2 separate regions of the Homo sapiens genome follow, and region 2 is linked to region 1. Evidence: chromatin loops called from intact Hi-C (ENCODE). Cell type or tissue: HepG2. All regions are shown on one strand. Region 1 overlaps ELP4 (elongator acetyltransferase complex subunit 4). Region 2 holds the start of PAUPAR (PAX6 upstream antisense RNA).

Region 1 (8,000 bases):
ATTATTCTTAATTGTCTTTAATATGTTCAATCACGTGGGCACACTAAGTATAGAAAAACATAGTTTGGAAATGCCTATTTTTTCTAAGGCAATTTTTCATTCAATGGTGAGAAAATAATCCAGATTGATTCCTTACTTTCAGTTCTGTGCCACAGGGGATGGTCCTACTCCAGGAATAACAGGGGCTTCAGAGGCCATAAACATGTTCCTCTCAATATTTCTTTAGCCAAAGACCATTATATCAAACTCATCCAGGTTGGGTTTCAGCCAGTTATTCTTCACCCAAACAAAAATGTCTGCCAGACATTCCAACAGCTGGGATACAGTTCACAATGAGTCAACTTGAAAATGATTCATTGTGCTGAGTACTGAACAATGTTGGGGTGGGGGTGGGGTGTGGCTGGGTTGGTAGTAAAGGGTGAGAACAAGTGGGAGATGAAGAATAACCATGTGGCTCCCCCATTAAGAAGAATCATGGATAATAACCAGCAGGCTCTTATCATTTCATTTTTAGGATAAACTCAACTGGGAAGAGTACTCCTGTCATGGACCCTCAGATGAACAAGCATTTATAAAGGCTACTGACAATATTTCTTAATCAAAAGGTCAGATTTCCTTTTATCTATAAATAAAAGACTAAGCCTTTTTATCTAAATATCTGAAACTAAAATGATACAAGTCAATTTTTGTTAGAACTCATCTATTCAAGATTTCAGTGATATAAACTAGGACTTTCTCAATTATATGAATAACAGAAATTGCAAGGTTTAAAGATGAGATAAATTTCCATTCTGATAGTACATAAGCAAAGTACTGTGTATTTAAATGGTCAACCTGACATTTGCTTATTTCAAAGAGGATTTACTTCTTTCATTTAATCTTAACATTTACTAATAAACCATTTTACATCCTATAATGTTTATCAACTTTATAAGTCTTTTAAAGGTAGTTTGTGGGAGATTTAAAAAAATCAGTTATCCACTTCGAAAGGGAAAACTAGTGAATTCTAACTGAAAAATATGCACAGCCTAGATTTCACAATTTTCCAGAAACTCATTCATGTATTTCATTTATTATATTTCTAAGTTTCACAGGTTTGCATCATAGTCATTAACTATAAACAAGAGTCTATTGAAAAAACTTCCATAAAGTATTAGTACAAGAATAATTTTTCATCATACTATTACCATAAAATTAGTTATATAGTTTCACAGTGATCTTACTGCTTTCTGCACATTTATTTTGCAAAATTATTTGTATAATGTGGCAGACCAGATTAATTGTGAAAGTTGTAGGGATATCTGAAAAACATTTATAGAATAAAAAGCAATGGAAATTACATAAGAATAACATCTAAGTTTCTGACTGAGAAAATGTTTATTTTTACTATAAACTTATTCAACCTTCTAGTTATGTGTAGGAGCATAAAAGATATTTGGGCTTATAAACGTATGTGTTTTAAAAAGTTAAAAAAATTGTTATAGATTACTTCTGCACCTCCAAGCTTCATAAGGAATATGGTCTATTGATGTAATCTTACCTTAAAATCATTCTTGTCAAAAAGTCTTTCAAATAATAATATTAATACTAAATGGTCTTTTAGATAAAAGCAGGTGAATTTACTTAGAAGAATATAAAATTAACAGCTTAAAAAACCCATAAAAGCATAATAATCACAATTCACTTTAGCAGGAATACACTATGGATAATAAATTGTCATAATATAACCAGCAGTGTTCAGAAAGCTTTAGCATAATGATCTGAGCAGAGGCCTTGAAACTGGAACATCCATATTCTCATTTTAACAGATTCCAAGTGTTTTTATGTTATTCACCAAGATGTAAAACCCCTTTGGTCTTCAGTATATATTAATAGATAGAAATGGAGAAGTAGAGGCATTTGTACGTCAATTACTTAAATTTGAACATAATCTTTGCATTAATTTTCAAGTTGTTACAATATCGTTTCCAGTACGGAACATTTCAGTAAGGACATTCAGAATTCACCAATCTGGGTAAATTAATGCTTATGGTGTATGTATGTTATAATGACATCACCCAAGTATGTACAATGATATTGCCACCCCTCCTCCTTGCCCATCTGGATATTAAAATGTAGGATGGCTCAAAAATCCTTCTTATCCTAGACAAATCTCCCTGCGCTCCTGGGTGAGAGTTGTCAGCTCTGGATAGTAGCCAAGACATGACTAGGAGGGAAGCCAGAAGAGAGGAAAGCCAGTGTCCAGGAGTTTTAAGAGTTTGCTGGCAATCTCAAATAGCATTGTATTAAGTTACATAAAGGGCTCTTAAAGTTTTCTGTTGCAACATAATTTAATTAATCATTTAAATTTAAAATATGTCAAATGGTGTTGCAAATAAGCAAAGCAAATCAGATTGTCCAGTCTTCTACCTTTGTATTTCAATTTTAATTTCAAAAAAAAACCTTCAGAGTATTTGTTTTGACTGTTCTCTGTTTGGTTTCATAGAGTGTTTCCTGTTTGCCATTATACAATGGTAATACATTTTTTATTAGGGTAAAACAAATCTGTTAAATGGATTTTAAATTAAGGAAGATTAATTTAATGCTCCCTTTCAGATCAAAGTTCTTAAAGTCAAAACTATGAATTTTGTTAAGAGATAAAAATTTAATCACTGCCATTTAAAGCTCCTACAATTTTCTAATAAAAATGGTTCAGATATCTACTTAGAGTTACCAAGTAACAATCAGAATACCTTAAACCCTCAATATTTCCTTATTTTCCCAAAACTAATTATCTCAACAGTATAAAAGATGCAATTTGTACGAACACAAAATATATTTCCAGAAAAAATTTTAGTAAGAGGATTAAGAAGTAATTAACCAATAACTTAATTATCAAGAAGCTTGAAAGGGGTAAATCAATCAACATAAAGCATTTATGCAACGCCTCAAGTAAGAGCAAGTTCCTGAGTTACTCTATACTATTTAAGAAAGATAGGAAAAATAATATGAAAGGAAGAGCTCTCATTTGAGTATGGCACAAATAACAGATTTGGGGCTATAATAGCCCGAAAGCACTATTAAGTTAATTTTGAAGACTTAGATAAATATTTAAGTTACTTTACGTTTGACCATAATACATGATGTAGTGGTTGTGTGTTGGGAGAGAGCGGGGAGGGGAGTACCCACAAGAAAAGCAAGTATGTCATAATCAACAGTTCAATTTATAACATTTTCTGAAAAATGATATGCAGAGAACATGAATATAGGAGAACTTAAGACCTTTCTTTGTTCTGTAATCCAAAAAATAAGCTTGGATCCAAGGATAAATATGGGGATATTTAATAAGACATTTATTTTTCCATGCTTATTAGGTTTTCCATTCTACAGTAATCAAGACTGTGAAATAATAAAAAGTTATTTATACTACATTTTTAACTTTTTACAAACTTGTCCCACTTCCTCCAGAGTTGTCACTTGCTTCTGTGGATTAGATTTTTATTTTATTAAAAAATATTTGATAGTGGGAAAATAATTCTGTTCATAATCATGAAATTTAGAATATTTGTAATAAACTGATGACGGTATTAGATTAAATCTTTCCAGATTTAACACGGAACTTCAAGTCATGGTTAATTTTAGAATACAGAGGAACTTCTGTAAATTAAAAAAATTCTAAATGTAACATTATCTGCCTAGCATCATATAGTAATATTCACATAGGAAAACTGTAAAACAAACATATTTTGGTTCTTTATCCTAAAGCTCAAAACGTATCCACAAAGGGGCTAATGGCAAATATTCCTAACCTTGATGGTGAAAAAAACTGCTAAGATATCAAATTTTACTAGGAATAGGCAATGGAGCCACAACTTTTTGTGTTTTCTACATGGTCAAATACTCAATATTCTAAATTTTGATATGAAAATATTGGTTCTTTATAATTGAGACTTTTTTTAAGAACACATTGTTTTACTTTCAGAAATATTGTTTATATTATATTTACACTGGCTTCAAATATTCAAATAAACATACTTTGCAGAACATTTATTTATATTAGTTTTGTTTCTTTTTCAGTAAGTTATTCTATAAAACATTACAAAAACTTACATATTCTGAAAAGTCAGAAATGGGATGAACAAAATACTGAAATGAATAGGCTGGACAGAATAATGGTATAATATTCAAAATTAATTGTAGGCATTTTTCTTAACTATACATCTAGTTTCATATTAAGAAATCTACCCACAGAAAAATTTGTCTTTCATGATTAAAAATGTTTTATGGGAAACTTCCTAAATCAGAAATCTTTTTTTAGTACTTTGATACTTGAAACCCTAAAATGCAATTCACAGATGTCCAAAAGCTCACGCCCTGCCTTGAAAAACAATTGCTAATATCCAAATATCAAACAGAGCATCCAGCTGATGTTTGTGATGCAGTAGCAGGTTAAAGATACTAAAGTTTAAAATCAGCTTAGAATAATCCCATATTGAGTATAAAATTATAGCCTGTCATCAGGAGCAGGTTGACAAGAGCCAGGTCCAGATGGGAGACTGGCTGGGAAAAAGGCTGAGGCAGGTGGGAAAATGATGGGAACCTGACGGAAGACAGAACTACTCCCTCTGCTGGCAAGGTCCTCACCTGCTTGAATTTTGAACAAATGACTAGCTTTTCTTTAATTATTTAAGATACTATCAATAAATTATGTAAGGTGCCCCCCTTTCAGTCTGCGCATTTTCAAACTCAGGGTGTCTTATTTTCACCAGATCAATTTGGCAAAAATATAAAGATCCAATGTTTCACCAGGAGGTCAAATTATTTATCTTGTAATTTAAGTGCATCATAAACATAAAATATAGCATTGCTTTTATAATATAAGGCCTTTAAAAATTAAGAATGCCTTTGAATTATGTTTGTTGATATATACACTTTCTTGAAGAAAAAAAATTCTTGGGCTACAGACTTCACAATCTCTTTCTCAGGCTCTGCATAATGCCCCGTAATGAAATAATATAGAAATGAACCATATAAATCAACTATACAGGGAACAAGGAAACAGCATGTCACAGCAAAACAGCATAGATGTACAGCGCCAAACCTATCTGATAATCTAATGATCTGAGTTTACAGATATTATGTACTAATATGTAAGAAATTAAGAACTAATGTTGACACAAAAAGTTTGCTAAATTTTACAGAAAAATTATTCAATATTTGATTTTCAATGTAAGTTAATAGCTGCAGCAAAAACATTTAGTAAAAATCTGTTCTAAGATTTTGGCCTACAACCAGAAGCTCCCAGAACAGGAGGGATCAGCTTTTTCACCCACTGTTCTCATCTGAATCCTGGCTTAAAAGCTATTCCAGCTCCCAGCTTTCCAGAAGGCTCCATCCCAGGAATCCTTGCCTGCCATTTGGTTTGCTGATTTTAATCTCTCAGGACTTTCTTACAGTGGCTCTACTATGCTGAACTGGCACTTGCTTCTAGAAGTGAGTTATTATTAAACCTGTAGGTCAATTGTGGCACTAACAACTCTTTGGAAGCTTTCAGCCACAGTGTACAATTTGCTAGTCTAATTAAATATTAATTCTAAGTGTTACATTTTGTGGCTAAGAGCTTTTATTTTCTATCATCAGCCTGGAAGAAAAAGAGGTTACAAGCCTAATTTAATCTCTCCCCTGTCCTTCCCAACATTAAAGATTAACTACATAGGGTGCGAAAACATTATTAAAGAAGCAAGAACTCTTCATATAGCAATAATAATGTAATTAATAGGAAAGGGATAAAACATAACACTAGGACATAATATCTGACGTGGTACTTAAACAGCTTTAAATTGTAATTGTTTACAAGCATGTTTGGTCTCAACATTAAAAAATAAGTATCATTCACATTTGATGACGGTAATCTTTCTTTAAGGGAAAGTACGTAACCAAGTATATAAATAGGAATAATTCAAAACTCATGTTTTCTCACAGGTATTTTTCAGATATCTTACAATGCCAAAGAAAAAAATTTAGTAATTTTATTTGTAAAATAAATGAAAAATTAAATAAAGTTGTACTTGTTTTCTATACACAAAAAGTGATATAGAAGATAGTTTATGATAAAAATAATGTAAAAGATCATTTCCCCTCTTTTTCTCCTACCATATTCATGTAGCTTGAACACACAGGGCTCCCCACACCCCCTTCTGCTCCCAGAACAGTTGTGTCCATCCTTGGACACTGGGCATTATAAAGATGATGCAGTCCAGCAGCCAAAGATTCCATATGTCCAAACAGATGACTCAATCTCCATACCGTGATGAGACATTTCACTATTTATATCATTGATACATTTGAAAAGTTTGGCCCTAAATAGCCCTTTAGCTAATAACTACTACCATTATAGGAACTACAGAATGAATAACAGTATGAACAAGAACATCACAAAGTTATTTTAGAGAAAGGAAAAATATTTTAAACCAAATTTTTTTTATGGTTTACTGAATATGTTTTGGTTAGATTAAGTGTAATGAAAGGTTTCTGAATCGTACTTCTCTTTTAAAGATGAAAATGACAATTTAAAATATATCCTTACTGACGATTTAAAATATATCCTGTTCTTATTCAATATGCATATTTACACAAAGACAAAGTTATACATATACTACTATGCTTAATATAGACAGAACTTTATAGATAATTTAGAGTTTGTGTAAAAAGTTTCAATCATCCTTGTCCAAAAAAGTAAATTAAATATATACGTATAACGCACACAAGCTATGATGTGACTTTAAAAATTAACCGGGTATCAGCATGTGTAGTCTGAAACAAGAAAAAAAGCTTGAGCTGTAAGAATTATAAGTCCAAAGTCTATGGTAGAAGGACTGAAACACAGACTATTTGTTATTTTAAAGAAAAACAGATTCTGTTTACAACTTACTATACTGACACAAAGTCACTGGAATTTGATAAATATGATGTAAAACTGAAATGGATATAATATAATTTAGTTCATTTTAAAAACTGCTTCTTTTTAAACTCTTAAATACGTAAATTTCTTATAATCAATTTCAGAGTCGTTAAGAAGATCTGAAAACATTAAAGGCAGATTCTCAGTTAAGAATATTCTGATTAAGAAAAGAATTCATAAAAAATGACACTCTGAATATCTGGCTTTATCCTTTAGTAACTGTAGCTATGATCAAGAGATTAATCTGTAATTTTCATCCCTAACTATTCTTCTTAATAAAGTGCATTTAAAAAGATCATTTGAAATAAAGTTAGATGACTGAAGGTGGTGTTATGCTTAGATCAACAATTAGATAAAAAATATTTTCCCAAAATTTATAGCTGTAAACTCACAAAAGTATATTTTTCTTCACCATGCAATTATTCTTAGTTCTTGTTTTAAGAATAAAAGATTTCACACTGAGAGAAATTCACAAGGCCATTGGAGTCCACATTTCATAATCCCATATTAGTGGTTAGTTCTAAAGCGGTCCATTGCTAGACTTAGAGTTTAGCTGCTAAAATACTCAGCATGAACAAAAAAGTTTATGGATGTGAAAAGGTTTGTTCTGAATTTCTCTACATAGAAACATACTGTATCATTCACTTCAGTAGGTTCAAAGCTCTAATACATTAATGTTATAGAAGATTAATTTGAAAACACATCAATTAAAATAACACACTAAATAAAATCTCATTCATTTTTCAAGAGACATATTTTAAAAAGGCCCTTTCTCCCTCCTTTTCGTCAGAAAATGAATTTTCCTTGGTATAAGCTAACATGCTGGTAATAGTTTTCTTCAATGAGATAGCTGGGAAAAAATTCTACAGATCAAATTATTATAAAACAGTGGGTATATGACAAAAATTGAATAAGGCTATTAATTGATCAAGTGTCAATGATGACAAATGAAAATATGCTATAGGCTAGTTTCAAATCTGAAATTTGGTTGAATAAAGGAAAGCTAAATAGTTTACCAACTACTGTTCTCTAGACAAGTACATTAAACTCTGGCAATACT
Region 2 (8,000 bases), 190 kb before region 1:
ACCTGGAGGAATCTATGGTTCATGCAGATAAAGGCAATAGCCTAAGGGATAGAGAATCCTAGATGGCTGGAAAACTACATAAAGCAAGCTGCCTGCTACCCTGAAACATACACCTCAGACTGTTAGATGAAAGGAAAATAAACTCTTATTCTCTTTAATCCACTGAATTTTTTCTGGGGCTATTTGTTAGAGAAATTTAGCCTTAACCTAACTAAAACAAGCACCTCAAGTATAGAACCTAAAACCTACAAGCTCCTCAAAAGCTTGAAAAGATATTTGAATTCTTGCCCTTATCCCCAAAATTAGTAGCTCCAAAATATGAAAAAAAAAAAAATGGCAGCAACTTTAAAGTCAGCATCGGCCAGGTGCAGCGTTCACTCCTGTAATCCCAGCACTTTAGGAGGCCAAGGTGGGCAGATCGCTTGAGCCCAGAAATTCAAGATCAGCCTGGGCAATATGGCGAAACCCTATCTCTACAAAAAAAAATTTAAAAATTAGCCGGGCATGGTGGTGCATGCCTGTAGTCCTAGCTACTCAGGAGGCTGAGGTAGGAGGGTCGTTTGAAGTGGAGGTTGCAGTAAGCCAAGATTACAGCCACTGCACTACAGCCTGGGCGACACAGTAACACCCTGTCTCACACACATACACACACAGAGTCAGCATTGATAAATGTTTACATGACTAAAAGCGTTGACATCATGTCAACACACCAGCTGCAACTCAACTTACATGTCATGTATAAATGTAGTAAAGTTTAATCATAAAAATGAAATGAATAATTCATTCCTAATGAACTTCAAATTTATCAAAATTATTTTAAAACAGTTTATAGCAAATAATTATGTTGAAGTACGGGTCATGTTATCATTTGATGTGATGTGGGGTAAAGCTCAAAGTAAAAGCACTTAGGTCCTAGCATGGCCTTGAATGATGCTACCTGACCCTGCTGTTTACTAGCTGAGTTACCTCCGTCAAGTTGTCCAAACTTCTGAGAGTTTTTCAGAAGTTTCCATTCTCTGAAAAATGGGAAGGGGGCAGAAAATAATACCTATTTTACAGGGTTGCAAAAAGAAAAAAATATATACTAGTTTTGAAAATACTTTACACACATTGTAGGAACGTAGGGGACGAGTAGTATTACATTATATATTTCCATAAAATCTCAGTGTTTGAAAGAAGTCTAAAAATCACTTAAGTGCCCACATATCAACAAACTTATCTGGAAAGATTTTTTTTAAACACCAATAGCAAAGCCTCTGTCTCCAAAGAGTCTCATTAAGTAGGCCTTGGAATTCCATATTTTTAAAGCTCCCCTATACATAAGATACTGATAGTGTTGGTTGCTTTCAATAGGTAAGAAGGGGGTGGCTGTATGACTGGATATGAAGAATTTTCACAAAATATTTTCTGAACTTCAGAATTTTGAACCACATGAATGTACTTTCATTTTGACAAGTAATCATATTTAAATTATTTAATAAATAACCAATAGATAAAATAAATGTTTCTGGGATGATTCTGGCCCTGATACAGTTTGGGAAGTAAGTTAATTTCCCTAACCACTCCTTCATGCAGGTTTGGTCTTCCCCACACCCCAGATTCCACTTGAACATTCCCAGTGTCTTCACTGCCCTTACCTTACAAAGCAGACCAGGAAGTTGGACAGCTATAATTGTTAGCGTATTGTTCTGTGTAAGTCTGTGTCAAAGTGAGGGATGCCGTAGACATCATCACATAGGTGGTGGCCACAGCATAATCTCTGACCCATAGCATAAGTGAATTCATCAACGACAGTGAGGAACTTGATAACAGGATTTACTGGATATAATTCTGGTGGGTCGCTGTCTGTCACCAAGACAGAAAACTGACATTGATTTTATCTTCAGATTTTTGCTTGACCTACCAATGTGATTGTGGCGCTGGTTATCAGGGAGCTCTCAAAATGGGATATGAGCCCTTGTTTAATCAGCATTGTGTCTGCCTTGTCCCTGATTCTTATTATCTAATGCAAATGGGCTTCCTTATTACCTAACATAGTAGGTTCAAGCTGGGAGAGCCAAACAAACTGAAGCTACAAAATGCAAGCAACTGAGCACTGTCTTGTCTTAGGGACAAAGTAAATAAATGCATCAATTCCCCAACACAAATGCACTACAATAACCAAAGACAGAAGAAATCACTTCCAAAGAATTGAATGGAAAGTGTTTAATTTTGTACTTGTTTCCACGATTTTGGAATGGAAACCAGTCCTTTCAACTCAGAAGACTATACCAATTGCCTCTATTTTCCCCACCTCCACTACCAAATTCCTATTATTTGTTCTCATCTGAATGGTCTGAAACTGTCAAGTAACAGAAAGGTTGTTATCAATACTGTATCTGCCCCAGATGGATTAGAGGAAGAATGATGTTTGTGGCTCTCTGTAATCCCTCCATAGACTCCAGGACTTTATGAGTTTCTCCAGGGAATGTGGCAAAGCCACAGGAAATCCCCAAAAGCAAAATGTTGCAGACTGCTCTCTGGTTTAGCCACCAAGCACAGAAAAAGTAATGCAGGCAAAAAAAAAAAAAAAAAAAAAAAATTAGAGAAAACTCTTCCTTGTCTGCAAATCAGAGGCAGTTGAGAGCATGAGTTGTTTTATTTCTCCTGAGGTCCACTGTTGCTTGTCAGTCTCTAAGGAACACATACCTTGATGCATGTCTTCTGTTTCCAGAGTGAACCCCAAAGCTTCAAGTAACCTCATATGGAGTCGGAGATGTGTACTGATGTTGCCTCCAGTCTCATTTTGTTTGTAAGCCTACAGATAGATTTGAGGGAGGCTTTGAACAACATCTTTATATTCTCTGTGCTTGAGTTCCTCTAAATTGAATGGCATTTGCCATTCACTTTCATCGTGGAATTGAGGGGAAGTAGCTACAATGGGATTTGTAAAAAAGATTTTTGAGCAGATTGTAAGGAGAGAACAGTGAGTCATAAAGTAGCCATTCTTTACTCTTTTAAGCAGTAATTTATATTTATTGAAATTCATAGTGCACACATAAGCTATGGGAAGACAGCAAGGGAAGCAGAGCATAGGTGAGTGTTCTAATAGAAACACAGAATAAGAAAACAGAATAATATTAGCTGAAAAATTCAAGTTCCTTGCATCAAAAAATTTAGGATCACAAGCAATATTATAGGCAATTCTGAAAATATTTTCTTTTTTCTACTCTGATGCATTTTGTTGGCATTTGTTGTATTAAAATCTCAGCAAATGCTTTATTAAAATGAATTTGGTATAAACAAAACAAAATTTTTCAGCCTATTTGTCACAATTGTAGAATGTTGGATTTTTAAAAAAGGACTTAAGGATGCCCAAAATATTTTATTTAAAATGCTCCTTACATGACACTCTGGGGACTGTTGTGGGATGGGGGGAGGGGAGGGATAGCATTAGGAGATATACCTAATGCTAAATGACGAGTTAATGGGTGCATCACACCAACATGGCACAAGTATACACATGTAACAAACCTGCACATTGTGCACATGTACCCTAAAACTTAAAGTATAATAAAATAAAATAAAATAAAATAAAATAAAATAAAATGCTCCTTACACTATAGGTGAATTGGGCAGAGAAATAAACACATTTTAGGTGGTCTTCCTAGAGCATCCAGGCCCTAAAATAACCTCAACTGACATTAACAGGGAGGTATCTTAAAATAAACTATAATTTACTGTCATTTTAACAACAACGACAGAGTTGAAACGAATGTTTGTATGCCATATTTGTGCCTAGAAATATTTTCAGACTATAAAACCATGCGTACATCAATATTTGGGAAATGTTTGTTTCTTTAAAAAAAACGGATATTCAGAGATGCTTTATGCCTCCTGGCAATTTTTGCTTCTTTTTGGATGAAAAGACGCTATACTATTTGTACTACATACAGAAACCGAGGAAACCTTGACGCTATTTGCCTCCTAATTTTAGTTTCTTTGAAGTCTGCATTCTGTTCCAATATATCAGCCTTGTATTAAACACCAAAACAGGAAAAGAAAGAAACCCCTATATCAAATACACAGAAGAGATAAACAAGGTGTTAATTTTTTCAAATATTATTTCTAGAGTTTTGCATACTACCTGCACACGCTCCACAGCAGGGAGGGGCGTTAAGAAGAGGTAAGCCTGGAGCACAGTGAAATGTGACCTTGCCACAACCCCATCAAAGGTCTGTTTGATTGATTTTTCTTCCCTGCAAACGATCGGAAAGTAGCAGTGACAGAACAAGTCCTTAAAATTCGACAATCACTAGGGCATACTTCATTTCATCACACAAATAGGGAGTTGAAAGGTCGCCACTAGTTCTATGGGTTTCCTCAGCAAGACAGACTCTTTAACACCCAAGTTTTGAAAGTATGAACTACAGTATTCCACAGATGATTGTGCCTGGTGTTTAAAAGGCCCCTGCAGAGGTCTAGTCAAAATATTTACATTCCTCTCTGAAACTGTAATGCAAAGGAAAAGGGAAAAATCGTGAGAGGACAAATCAAAAGAAAAACTTTCCTTCCCCGGCAACAAGAAAAGGTGTCAGGCCGCTGGGTCTTCTGCAGACAGCCCTGTTCTCTTGGTGTAGATCAGGTGCCCATCACACACTTTTCCAACGGACGTACATCTATAGCAAGGTGCATTAGCTGCATTCCGTGTCAAAATTAGGGCTGTATCCATTTCTGAACACATGTGGTTAACAGAAAGCCTCATCATCCCGCCGTAAGTGGGTGTGTTTAATTGTCCATGCGTGTTCCCCGAGGCGCTCCATGGACGCTGCAAATAGATGGGTGAGTGATGGGCACATATATTTTCTCCATAAAGTGCAGCCACTGGCTCAAAGTGAGGCAGACTCTGGCAAGGAAGAGAGTTCGAGGCTGGGTGGCGGCGAGGATGGGATGGGGGTGGGGAGGAGGAGCAGGAGGGGGCGATGATTAGCGAAGGAAATGACCCAACTCCCTCCCTTCTGTTTTCACAATCTGCGTCACACTCCTGTACGCTCCCGGCCCGCGGCGGGCGAGCGGGCGGCCGCGAACGCCGGGTCAGGCCGGGCACCAGCCTGGCGGTCGCCTCCCAAGCTCCGGGTCCGCCAGCCGCTCGGCTGCCCGCTGTAGGCCCCCTAAAGAAGCCGAGGTGGGCACTCGGCCTGGCGCCTGGGGGCCGAGCCCACGACCAGCAGAACTTCTCCCAACCCAGCGCCTCTCGACGTGGGACCGGCTGGGCTCACTGGGCTCGGGGCTCCGGTCGGCGAGGAGGCGCCGGGAGCGGGGAGTGGAGACTCTTTGGTCTCCCGGGCTGTGGCGGTGCAACTCCCGCCGCCTGCGTTCTAGACAGAAAAGCCCCTTCTGACCATGCATTAGTAGTACTACTCCATTATTCCTGTTAGAACAAGTTAAAAGTAAGGGTTGAGCCCAAAGGCCCCAGGAGGGGGGTCATGTGCGCCCCAGTCACTCAGGCTCCCCTCGCTTCTCCGGTTCGAGTTATGCCATCAAGCTAATATATTGTGACTGCTCTTCTCTCCTGTGACAAAGGCTTGCAGCTGCCTCCAAATCAATAGATGTCAAAGAAATATGAAAACAATCATGACACAAAACTTAAATCCTGGCTGGAGCCTACATAATCAGAAATGTGCTACTGTTCTTCAAGCCACCGATTAATTTATCCCAAACTTTAGTCAAATTTTTATTCCGGTACCTTTTTCCCAGCAGATCCTGCTACGTCTGTCGGGTTTGTAATGTAATTTGTAATTACTGCCCTTCATGTGGTCCGGTGCCTTGAACCATCTTTAATTAAAAGCATAATTAAGGGAAGATCTAAAGAAAGACAATTACCAGATGGTCTTTTTTTTAGAGGCGGTAGTTGCGCAGAGAGGGGCTCGGGGTCTGTCCCCGGGACCCCACGCCTTGGGAGGGGGCGGCGGGCCCGAACGGCGCCTGCGCACTGAGGAGGCCTTGGCCTGGCTTGCACCCCGGGTCCCTCCCTCACCCCACCGGGCCACACCCCGCCACACCCCGCCCTGGCCCTGAGGCTCCACCGAGGCCGCGCCCAGAGGTGAGCGCCAGCGTCCCCGCCGTGCAAAGAGACTCTGGCTTTCTTCGCTTTTCCCCGGGGGGTAGCGGGATGTGGGGGTGAGTCCCCAGCAGGGAGGCTGGGAGAAGATCAAGGCCGAGGCAACTTTCAAATCTGCGAAGGGGCCCCCGATCCGGGCCCATCCCGCCCTGCACGCGAGCCTGAGAGCTCTGAAGCAGAAAGAAGGAAAGGATGCGAGGGCTGGAAGGGAGACGAAGGAATGAGAGAAGAGCGTTTGCCCCGCCAGATGACAGCCTTGGGAGGAGGCCCTGGCCTAGGTCCTCCCTGACTGGGACTGACTAGGGTGGGAGCTGGGGGATCCTAGCCCTGCGGGCCTGGGAACCCCTGGGACAAAAAGACAGCCGGGGAGCGCCGTCGACCGCAGCCCCGTCGGTCAAAGTGGCCCCTTGACAGCTATTCTCTCGGCTTTCGGTTCCTCGGTGTCCATTGGTCCCCGGGATTTTCAGAATAAGTTCGGGGGAGGGGAAGAAACCCACTCTCCACTCCTATCCCATCCCCACGTCCCCGAAATGAATAATGCAGGCAGGAGCCAAGATTTCTGCATTAGCGCCACGTTGCCCCGGCGGCTGGCGCTAGGATCCCGAAGTCGGATAATGGAAATTAAACTGTTGTTGTGTGGCGGGGATGTCATTATGTGACTGTTCATATTCAAAGTCAGGCAGCAATGAATTGTAATCATTTCAATTATCTTCAATACACTTTCTTTAGGACACAAGTTGTCAAGGATAAAAAAAAAAAGTACATTCTTGCGGCTCCGTGGGTCCATTTTCCAGATGGTTTGTTACTCTTGCTGCCTGATTTAGTTTCGGCTTTTATTCCCCAGCCTCAGATTCTCTTGCAGAGACTCCGCCGGAGTGAGCGGCTTCTCTGGCGCTGCGGGCCGGCTACGCTGGTCGGCAATCGGCCTCCGTGGGCCTGGCGTGCGCATTTTGGTTGCTTTCAGGTATAATTAACTTTGAACAACAAATATGCCTGGAGCTCTGGATCTAGTGTCCCCTTGGGGAAGGGGGCCGTCGTATTATACTCTGCGTCCTTCCCAGCCTGGGGCGGGGTGGGGGCTGGCTGCAGCAGCTGCACCCACTCCCCAGGCCAGCGCTGCGCGTCAGAAAAGCATGTGCTGGGCTGTACCCACTCCTCCGACAGAGCCCGGACCCTCTCCTTCCAACCCAGAGAACTCAGGGAAAAGCCGGGATCCCCGGAGCCTGCCGTCCTTTGTTGAAATTACCCTCTGCCCAATGTTCGCTCCCTCCTGTGCCTGAACGTGGGGCTGCGACAAGTTGGATGTGGTGTCCTTGAAGTATCCCTTCGAGCGCCCTCCGCCCCCAGACTGGGCAAAAAGAGTAGGGGTCGCCTTTGAAGCCCAAGTCCGCGGCTCCTATTTGGACTAATCCCGATCTTTACACTAATATCGCCTCTCGGGTTTTCATTATACTCATTTGGGAGGAAATGAGCTTTTGCTGGGCAAATAGCACCCTGCACCCCACTTCTCATAGCTGTGCAGGCCCGGGGCCTGAACAACCCCGCAGGCAATCCGGGAGCTGCCGATATTATATTTGTGAAATGTCCTTTTGTTGAGGCTTTTAACACCTTCTTATAACGAATCATTTGTTCTTTTCTCTTTAATTTTGATAGACAATTAGCCATCAGAGATACACCAGTTGACTGTAACCGAGCATTAAACTCGCCTTTATGTAACGCTAATTTAGCATAGCTGCTTTGTTTAACTTTGCTATATAAGAACCAGGTTTTGTAGCAAAAAAAAAAAGGTGTAATTTTATGTGGGGCTTCATTTCTTTTGGCCCTGTACACAGCTAGCCCTCTCCTCTTTGTGAAGCGTTCTGCTGGGGCCTGACGCCATTTCCCGTGCCTAGCACCTGCA

What was found. A loop is a pair of places that touch in the nucleus more often than their neighbours do. Peaks named below come from ENCODE experiments on the same cell type or tissue, not always from the same donor. Only the 100,000 strongest peaks of a DNase experiment are listed, where the experiment ranks them.
Region 2: it touches region 1 in a loop (5-fold over the local background); 9 of 110 quality-filtered maps call a loop at or near these places.

The regions. Positions count from the first base shown.
Region 1 is chr11:31,638,271-31,646,270 of GRCh38, reverse strand. All of the region lies in intron 7 of ELP4 (elongator acetyltransferase complex subunit 4), which reads right to left. Among named protein-coding and RNA genes, the nearest start is that of ELP4-AS1, 130 kb to the left of the region's middle. RefSeq lists silencers at 204-404, 2,116-2,410 and an enhancer at 1-747. In HepG2, a CTCF peak has its summit at 4,599 (motif pointing left); a DNase peak (open chromatin) is centred at 4,590.
Region 2 is chr11:31,824,296-31,832,295 of GRCh38, reverse strand. The region is part of intron 1 of PAX6-AS1 (PAX6 antisense RNA 1); the gene reads right to left. It overlaps PAUPAR (PAX6 upstream antisense RNA), which reads right to left and starts at 5,729. Exons shown (of 1, transcript NR_117094.1): 1 at 2,993-5,729. RefSeq lists an enhancer at 5,056-6,480. In HepG2, no CTCF peak of the experiment used is centred here; no DNase peak of the experiment used is centred here; H3K27me3 peaks cover 5,303 bases.